2 separate regions of the Mus musculus genome follow, and region 1 is linked to region 2. A link is a contact called in ENCODE Hi-C or POLR2A ChIA-PET data. All regions are on one chromosome and are shown on one strand. The core of a region is the stretch at or near the end of the contact, and the rest is flanking DNA. Distances in the headings are between cores, read along the strand shown. Region 1 holds the start of Pofut2 (protein O-fucosyltransferase 2). Region 2 holds the start of Col18a1 (collagen, type XVIII, alpha 1).

What was found. Hi-C counts contacts between places; a loop is a spot of excess contacts on that map. ChIA-PET counts read pairs that join two places held with the same protein, here RNA polymerase II (POLR2A).
Region 1: POLR2A ChIA-PET joins it to region 2 with 33 read pairs in Patski. The contact joins the promoter of Pofut2 here to the promoter of Col18a1 in region 2. A Hi-C loop is called at or near these places in 1 of 37 maps with a recorded cell type or tissue (Patski). POLR2A ChIA-PET finds 5 or more read pairs at or near these places in 4 of 5 experiments (Patski and embryonic stem cell).

Annotation. Positions count from the first base shown.
Region 1 is chr10:77,258,032-77,262,586 of GRCm38, forward strand. Pofut2 (protein O-fucosyltransferase 2) reads left to right here and starts at 1,269. Exons shown (of 9, transcript NM_030262.3): 1 at 1,269-1,422; 2 at 2,543-2,793; 3 at 4,406-4,550. The coding sequence starts at 1,292. Gm10941 (predicted gene 10941) reads right to left here and starts at 1,192. Exons shown (of 2, transcript NR_026944.1): 1 at 696-1,192.
Region 2 is chr10:77,164,971-77,169,176 of GRCm38, forward strand. Col18a1 (collagen, type XVIII, alpha 1) reads right to left here and starts at 1,560. Exons shown (of 42, transcript NM_009929.3): 1 at 1,469-1,560; 2 at 1,320-1,390. The coding sequence starts at 1,479.

The sequences.
Region 1 (4,555 bases), core at 19-2,518, 93 kb after region 2:
TGTAGCTGTCTTCAGACACCCCCAGAAGAGGGCATCAGATCTCATTACAGATGGTTTTGAGCCACCATGTGGTTGCTGGGATTTGAACTTGGGACCTCCGGAAGAATAGTCAGTGCTCTTAACTGCTGAGCTATCTCTCCAGCCCCTGTTAGGGTAATTATTATAATCTGGGTGCTTTCTCCCAGGCTCTGTCTTTTCTTTTTCCTACCCCTGCCTTTCAAAGACTAGGTTTTGGGGCTGGAGACGTGGCTCAGTAGCTAAGAGCAATGACTGCTCTTCCAGAGGTCCTGAATTCAATTCCCAGCAACCATATGGAGTCTCACAACCATCTGTAATGGGATCTGATGCCCTCTTCTGGTGTGTCTGAGGACAGCCACAATGTACTCATATACATAAAATAAATCTTAAAAAAAAAAGACAAAGACTAGGTTTTACTTTTTGATGAAGCTCAACTATCTCTTTAATGCTATGCTTTCTGGCCACCTGTGACTCTCTTGTTTTTATCAGATATCCGACTGTTACAGCATACAGTAGTAGCGTGCAGAGTATGTGGCTGTCTGCTTCGGAATCTGTATGTAATACTAACTCCATCAGTTAACACCACTTCAATGGGGTCTGTACAAACACTTGGTTCTAGACACTTCCACTGCGATGCAACTTTTAAAAAAGAAAAAAAAAAAGCCACAGTCACTCACAAGTATTTTCAGGAAAGCTCAGAGCTCCGTGGGGCACCTGGTCCTCTGACTCCTAAGCTGCTCGCTGCTCCAGCGCTAGAGCCCTACACGGAACGGAGAGCACCTTCAGGTCCTGCATCCATCCCCACTCCTGGAGGCCAGTGCTCTGTCCTCTGGCTCTGTCCTGCAGGACCAGACCTGCGGCCAGCTCCGCCCACATCCCGGGACCGTACAACACCCGGCAACAGGAATGCCTGGCGTCGTGATGCTCAGCAAGTCCCGGATGAGACCAAGCGAATTCTCTCTGCCCTCGGGACAAATAGCGCACCTCGCAAAGCCGACGACTCTAAGACTCAACCGAGCCAGGCCACCGCAGCGCCCTCAGCTGAAAGTACAACCAGGAGAGCTTGGGAAGGGCGTGACTGCGCTGAGGACACGCCCATTCCCCAGGACCCACCCCTGGTCACGCCCACATACTCCTACTCAGACGAAGAGAGGCGCGTGCGCACCGTGGGTCTGGCCGCGTTGCCGTAGCTACTGGAGACGCGCTCCGTGGGGCGGACAGGCGCACTTCCGGACCGGGGCGCGGCAGCCGGAAGTGCGTGGCCGCCGGGGCCATGGCGGCGCTCAGCGTCGTCTGCCTGCTGCTGGCAGCGGCATCCTGGCGGCCGGTCTCGGCTTCAGGAGAAGAATTCTGGCCTGGCCAGTCGGCGGCGGACATCCTGTCGGGGGCGGCATCCCGCAGACGGTAAGCGCGTCCACGCCGGCCGGGCGGAGCGAGGCATCTGGGACAGGGTCAGCAGCGGGCTGGGGGCAGCGGGACCGGGGCTGCGCACGCAGGCTGCAGGAGCGAAGGCTGCGTGGCGAAGGTCGCCCTGGCCTTGGGCTGAGCTGGCCGTCTACTCCCGAGAGATCGCTACCAGAAGGTCCGGGAGCGTAGGTGGAGCCCGGCTCTGGCCACCTCAGGCACGCTGTCCCGAGGCCGATCTTAAGTTCCAGCGAGACAGAAGTTCGTGTGGGCTGTCGTGGAGATGGCGCTTCTTCCGCGGCCGCTCTTCCCCAAACTGGAGGGAGGGTAAACCAGGGGTCTGGTGCCGACAAACCCAGTGATGACGGGACTGAAGCCTGCCCGCGATTCCGTAGAAAGGAATCTTGCTTTGGCGAAGCCTTAAATAAAGTTTTAGAACCGTTTTCACGGAGGGAGATTCTTCGTCACTTTGACTTTCTCAGATGTCATTAGTGTACTGTGGAGTTTTTCCACCGGCCAGCCAACCGGACCTGTAATATCACAGTGAGGCTTAATCAGAATATTATCATCCTATCCTTTTCACTGTTTTTATTTTGAAAATGCATATTTTTCATTTAAAATAATCTTTGTTAATATAACGAGACTGTTGTTATTTTTCAGTGAATGGATGAATACTTCTAGCTTTAGCTTCCAACACAGGAACTGTCAGTAGATTTAATTTATAAACCAGATTTGTCCAACCTGTGCCCATTGACCACATACATCTCAGAATAGCGATGAATTATTGATGACAGACAGCGTCATGCCTCATTGTCAAAGGTTTGGCCCCCCCTGAGTAAACAACTGGCCTTTGGGCATCTCATTAATTTTGTTCAGACTGTGAAGGAGTCAAGGAGTCTTTGGATGAGACACTGTGGGAATGGCTGTGAAACCGATTCTCAGGCTCAGCCGCTGAGGTTCCGTTTACATTCTGATTTGTCAGAGAGTGTGAATCTGCTGTTGGCACTTATGAGCTCTGCTGGTCATTGTATAGTCACTGCCCTCTCTGTAAGCCGGGTGTGGGTGCCCCATGAAGATTCCCCACAGTTCACACACGGCCTATGTCTTGCTCCCTTCTCAGGTACCTCCTGTATGATGTCAACCCCCCAGAAGGCTTCAATCTCCGCAGGGATGTCTATATCCGGGTGGCATCCTTGCTGAAGACGCTGTTGAAGACTGAAGAGTGGGTGCTAGTCCTGCCCCCGTGGGGCCGCCTCTACCACTGGCAAAGCCCTGACATCCACCAGGTCCGGATTCCCTGGTCCGAGTTTTTTGACCTCCCGAGTCTCAATAAAAACATCCCCGTTATAGAGTATGAGCAGTTCATTGCAGGTGAGGCGGGCATCAGTCTGGGAGGCTTTTCTGATGTGGACAGCTGGCTGCCCGGTCCAGCCTGCCCTGGCACGTTCCACTCGGTCCTTCTGGTAGTGCTTGCTTTGCTTCCGTGCTTTCTCTAGGGAAGGGGGTCTGAGCAGCTGTGGCAGGTGTGGTCAGTGCTGACGAGAAAGCAGCTGAAACCATCTTAACCAAGAGATGCACACCAGTGTGTGCATCTTGTGGGGTCACACCAGGGTGCTGAGTGGTCTGTGAAGAGGCCTTTGGCCTGACCTCGCCCTGCTTCCACTTTTTGAGAGGACCCATGTTTTCCTGAGCACAGAGGTGTTTAGAGTTGAGCGTAGCTTTGGTTGGAAGACAGATCCTTTTTTCTCTGCTGCACTGGAGGCCCCGGGGAAGGAAGTGGTTCATTTAGAGCCTGGCTGGTACCCATGATGTACATGAGATTCTTATTCCACCACGACCTCCGCCCCTGCCCGGGACTGCTGCCCCAGGAGGATCTGCTTCCAGAATGTTCTCTACCCCGATGATCACATCACTGTCGAAAGTTCTGTATTATAGTCGGTCCTAGGAACACAAGAAGCATTTTTTTCTTACTTTTCATTCAGGCTAAAGATGTAAAAGTAAGAGCATTGTAAGTGCCTGCTTAGAACACAGCCTTTCCTGGCCCAGCTCATAGACTTGCTTGGGGGTCCTGGGAAACGAGTGGGGGTTGGGTTTTTAGGGTGCATAGCCTGACCTTTGCCTGAGCTTCAGTCTCAGGTGCCTGGAGATGCTTTTGGGGCCTCTCTGTGGAGCAAGGTTAGGGGATTTCTCACTGCGGGGCAGGCGTAGATGAGGCCCCCACCATTTGGTATGGCATCAGGAGGCATAAGGCTGAATCTCCCTATTGCCACCGAACCTCCCTCCAGCTGAAGCTGGAGTAGGTCTGGGGAAGCCCACAGAGAAAGATGGTGCCTGTGCCATGGGCCTCCTGGGAGAACAGAGTGGCTTTACCCACTTGCCGAGCAGAACGCTAGGGTAAAGCTGTGCTGGGGCCAGCCCAGCACTTCATGAGTGATCAGTGTGAGGGGAGCCGCTTTAGCTTGGGCCACGGGCCCATCAGCCATGCGCAGACCTCACGCAGTGTGGATCTAAAGACACATCAATTGACTTTGCTGCTCAACATGACTGGGGTCATTCTCTGCACAAAGCCTCATTGGTACTTTGGGTACAGTTGGGGGTTAAGGGTGAAGCAGACTTGCTGATAGGACATGCTGGGGTCTTGAGGGGTGGAAACAAGCTCTGGAGGGGATATACCAGTCCAGTGAACGTATGCTGGCAGACAGCACAAAGCAGCATACAGGAGGAGGGGCAAGGGTAGTCCTGTCTCAGTGTGTTAGGGTACAGCGAGGAAAAGCAGATGACAGGGAAAGGCCAAAGAGACCTCAGAGTCCCCTTGTGGGTCCCAGGTCCGCACGCTCATAGCAGTGATTCTACTCTGGAAGAGTTTCCGAGCCTCTGTGGGCTAAGGAGGCCTCAAAGAAATGCCATGCTGGTGTGCGGTGCGCAGCCACACTCGCAGCTGTGGTCGCTGTCGTGTGGCACGTTGTCCGGGGGTCTCTTTCAGAGTCCGGCGGGCCCTTTATCGACCAGGTGTACGTCCTACAAGGTTACGCCGAGGGCTGGAAGGAGGGCACCTGGGAGGAGAAGGTGGACGCACGGCCCTGTATTGACCCTCTGCTGTACTCGCAGGACAAGCATGAGTATTACAGGTAGC
Region 2 (4,206 bases), core at 310-2,809:
GATTAATAGCCCCAAGTGCCACGCGGTTGGTCAGTAAGAACAGCCTGGCCAAGACCCATCTCCTGCAGTTGAAAGGCGTTACCCTACCCCCACCCCACCCCACCCCACCCCACCCCCTGTAGTTAACACAAATAAATGAAGAACTATCTGCTACCCAAGCAACAGGTGCTTTTCAGATCTGCTGTTTAAAAGGGCCTGTACTGATGTTTAGCCTGAAGTGACTAACGCACTAAAGCAATGTACCAAGTTACTTTTCCTTCCCAGAGTGACTCCCCTCCTCTCTTTATCTTTTATCCTTCATGATGCTGTGGCAAGAGGCCTGGGACCACAGCAGGTGATACTGCAGAGTTCGGATTTGGTTCTTTCGGGAGGTCACCAGCAGGCGCCTTTGTGATAAAGCGCGGGGTTTCTACCCCGGCAGTCTGGCATTGCACCAACCCCCAACTCAGGAGCCTCTTGGATATGTTGAGCAGGAGGAGAGCAGCCAGTTGCTGGTTAGCTGCAGAATCTCTGAGCTGGTGGCAAAGCAGTTCTCAGTGCGCCCATGCTGCTGCGGTCCTCACAGGGCAGCAAAGAAGGCGACGATTCCGTGGGCTTAGGAGCATTGTGGCCGGCCTGACTGCGCTTGGCGCTCATCAGCATCAAAGGGGACCGCGCGCAACCCGACACCACTGCAGGCGCGGGGGACAGGGGCCTGGAGCTGCAGTGGTACACAAAGACTAGCCGGCCACCGGAGTCCGGCCCCGGGCAAACGCGCGCAGTTTTGCCTCAACAGGTTGGAAACGCAAAGATGACGCCATGCACTTAACGATCTTTCTCGGTTCTTTCTCAGCCGTGACAAACCCCGCCCACGGTCCCTCCCGAGGACCTGGAGGGACCGGCGGCGGCCACTCACTCAAGCGTTGACCAGAATGAGGCCAGGAAGGGCAACATTGGTGAGGTGGGACACGGGTGTATGCCTCTGCTTGCCTAGCCAGCGGAACGCACAAACTTCCCCGCAGAGCCGCTTAAGTCTGGCCACCCCACAAGGGACTCCAAACACGGACAGCTCGCACCCCGGAACCCCAGACGCTCAAACCCTAGAGAATGAATGGCCAACATAAGCAACACAGCACTGAAAACGCCACCATCGCGCTACCCTTGAGCGCTCCAGCCACCGGCCGCCACCTGCGCGTGGGCAGGGCCCGGACGCCACTGCCTCCCGGCAGACCGTACAGGATAAGAGGTGGCTGTTTCGGGGACAAGCCACAGAACTGCACAAAAGGCACGTAAGTAGAGCGAACCCTGGGGCACCAAGTTATGTTTCCATCCAGGCTTACCTGGCTCTGCCCAGGAGACGCGTGCCACCAGCAGCAAGACCAAACTGGTGAGCACATCCAGGAGGTGCCACCTGCGGAGGACAGTCACAGGTCAGTGGAGCCCAAGAGACCCGCAACCCCTCTCACCCTTTAGCCCTGAGCCTGCAAACCTGGGCGCCATCTCCCCAGGCCAGGCCGTCTGCGCCCGGATGCTGCACCCAGCTCCTCGGTGAGCCGCTAGCCCACAGTGCTCCCGACCGCTGCTGCGGGCTAGGGCAGGGGTGGGCAGGGGCGGGACGGGGCGGAGACAGCTCGATGGGCGGGGCTCTGGGCTCAAGAAGCAGAGCTGGGCCAGAGAGGACCCGGTGAGCAATCTGGTAGGATCGGAACCTGGGAGCAAGCAGGGTGAACAAGGGCTGGCATCTATCGCAGCTTCTAAAACTCTGAGTGGCAGTCTCGTCCTCTCTCCAATGTCTCCAACGCGGGTGTTGTCCCTTCATACCATGTTGCCTCCTGAAGCTACCAGAGGCAATATGTGAGATCCAGATTCAAAGCCAGAGCAAGGTGCAAGGATGTCCCGCATTCATTAATTCATGCCCACTGCAGGGCATGTGTTCAGTCTGTGAGGTGGACAACGGGAAGGTCAGAGATTTGAAGAAAGAAGACATCTACCATCAGTGGAAACTTCGGAGCGACCACGACCACTTCTTATGTCCCTTGCACTCTTGGATCCCTGGGTGTGTCATGAGGGTCCTGCCAGCCTCAATATCTCCACTGTCTTCTAGTCCAGGGCAGGCTCTCTAAACCGTGCACGTTGCCATGGTGCACCCCCACGGGTATCTCCTCCAAGAGCTGCCTGCAGGTGTACATGTGTTATGAAGCCAGCCACACCCAGGGGTGACCCCTGTCCCCACATCCACCCCCCCCACACACAATTGGAATACCCAGAGACAAAAAGGTACCTTCAAGTAAGCACACACACACACACACACATTTTTCTCTCTTTTGGGCTCCTTCCTCCAACAACAGGGCAGCATGGCCTTCCTGGCCTGGCCTTTAACAAAATCAGAGACATTGACCCCTATCAAACAGCAAATCCAGATTCCAGAAAGCCATTCGCGCTGGCCTAGTGACAATTTCCCAAATTCCCCAGCCCTCATCCTTGCCCATCTCCACTGTCCTTCTTAGCCTGGCTCATTTCCCAGACCACAAAGAACTATCCAGGTTCAGCCAGGGTCCCCAGACCTTCTCACACCTCCACCCTGAGTCTGTACCATCTCAAGTGACTCACACTTTTTCTGCAGACCAGAGACCAAGTCCTTCAGTAACACCCCATAGCTTTTCCTAAACCCCAGAGTTCTTCCTAATCCTCCCAGGCCCCTCTCCAGTCTCCCTTCCTCTTAGTCTCCATATAGCCTCCTGACCTGGGCTGGTTCTGCCCTCCCTCTGCCCACTGCTCCGCAGCTGCAGCCCGAGGCCTGCTTGGGATTCTCATCTGCTCACATCATCTGAATCCTCTCCAGGCTTCAAAGGCCGGATCCTGCCCCAGACCCAGGGGCCTGCCCAGTCTCGCCCATCCACCTGGCCCACATCCCCACTTCATCCGCCTTCAAACCTGGAGTCCCTGTCCAGGTGAAAAGGGCACAGGGAGGAAGAAAGCAATCTAGAGGACTGTAGTCCACATTTTTTTAAAAGAATACAAATGATTGATTGCCCTGCACTCTTTTTCAAAACTATTTCAGAGGCGAGGATAGGTCCATGTGCTGTCTGTGCCTGGCAGGTCTTTGTGTGCAACTCCACGTGTGTTTTTCCATAGTTATACTTAGCATGTGCACGTGTGTGTCCGATGACATGTATTCGTGCACACATACATGTAGGGGCATGTCCTGGATCTCAGTAATCCTGTCTCTCTTTGTATTCATGTCTGTCTACCTGGAAGCCATGCCCATGTGGGGAGTCTGAGGTAGACTTGGGGGAAGGAGAAGGAGTTTGGGGGGAGGGGGAGGAGGGGGTTCTTGTTTCTTCTGCCTGCCTTCCAGGTCTGCTCCCACTGCAGTAGGGCCTAATTCCTCAATCTTCAATTAGCCGATTGGAGCTCAACTATGTGTCCAAAACTGCAGGCCTCTGCAGGTGGCGGGATGTAGCCCCCAGGGCTGTCTGTCATTCCTGGGAGAAATCCTGAAATGGAGGGGGGCACACCAGGCATCCGGGGGCTTCAGAGTCCGCTGCCTGCCTTCTTCAAGGTTTGACACCTCAGGCTGAGGGGAGTCCACTTCAGAAGAGTTTGGGGATGGTGAAGGAGGAGCAGCAGGAGACAAGCAAGCCTCCTGGTCTTTCCCAGACACAGGGAAGATTATTCAAAGGTGTCAAAGCTACTGACAATGGAAATCACCCACAGGAGCTCTCTGCTATGAATGCAGTGTCAGGAAGCAACAGTGGCTGTTAAAAAAAATCCCGGCATGTTCTATACGTCTTTCCTATAGTCTCTGTCCTGCTCTTGGGCCCTTACAACATCTCCATTCCCCCCATAATATTCACAGCTTTTTCCTAGAAGGGTTTTGATCCCTTCGTATATACAATTAACACATGATCACTCTAGAAGGGGGGGGGGGGGCTGAAAATACAGAAATGCACTTAGGAAGATCTCAGTTAGTGCTAGACTCTATGCCCTTCCTCTTCTTCCGCATCAATATGCTCAGCTCTAGCCCTAGTCTCTGCAACTGAGGGGCACAGAAGAGGAAACACATACACACAGAGAGAGGGGGAGGGAGAGAGAGAGAGAGAGAGAGAGAGAGAGAGAGAGATCGGTCCTCAGCATGGTGCCTGGCTCCCCTAGCATCTTGGGTTCAACTCCAGACTCTGTTTCTACTCTTATGCCCAGAGCGACACCATGGAGTTGGGCATGAGC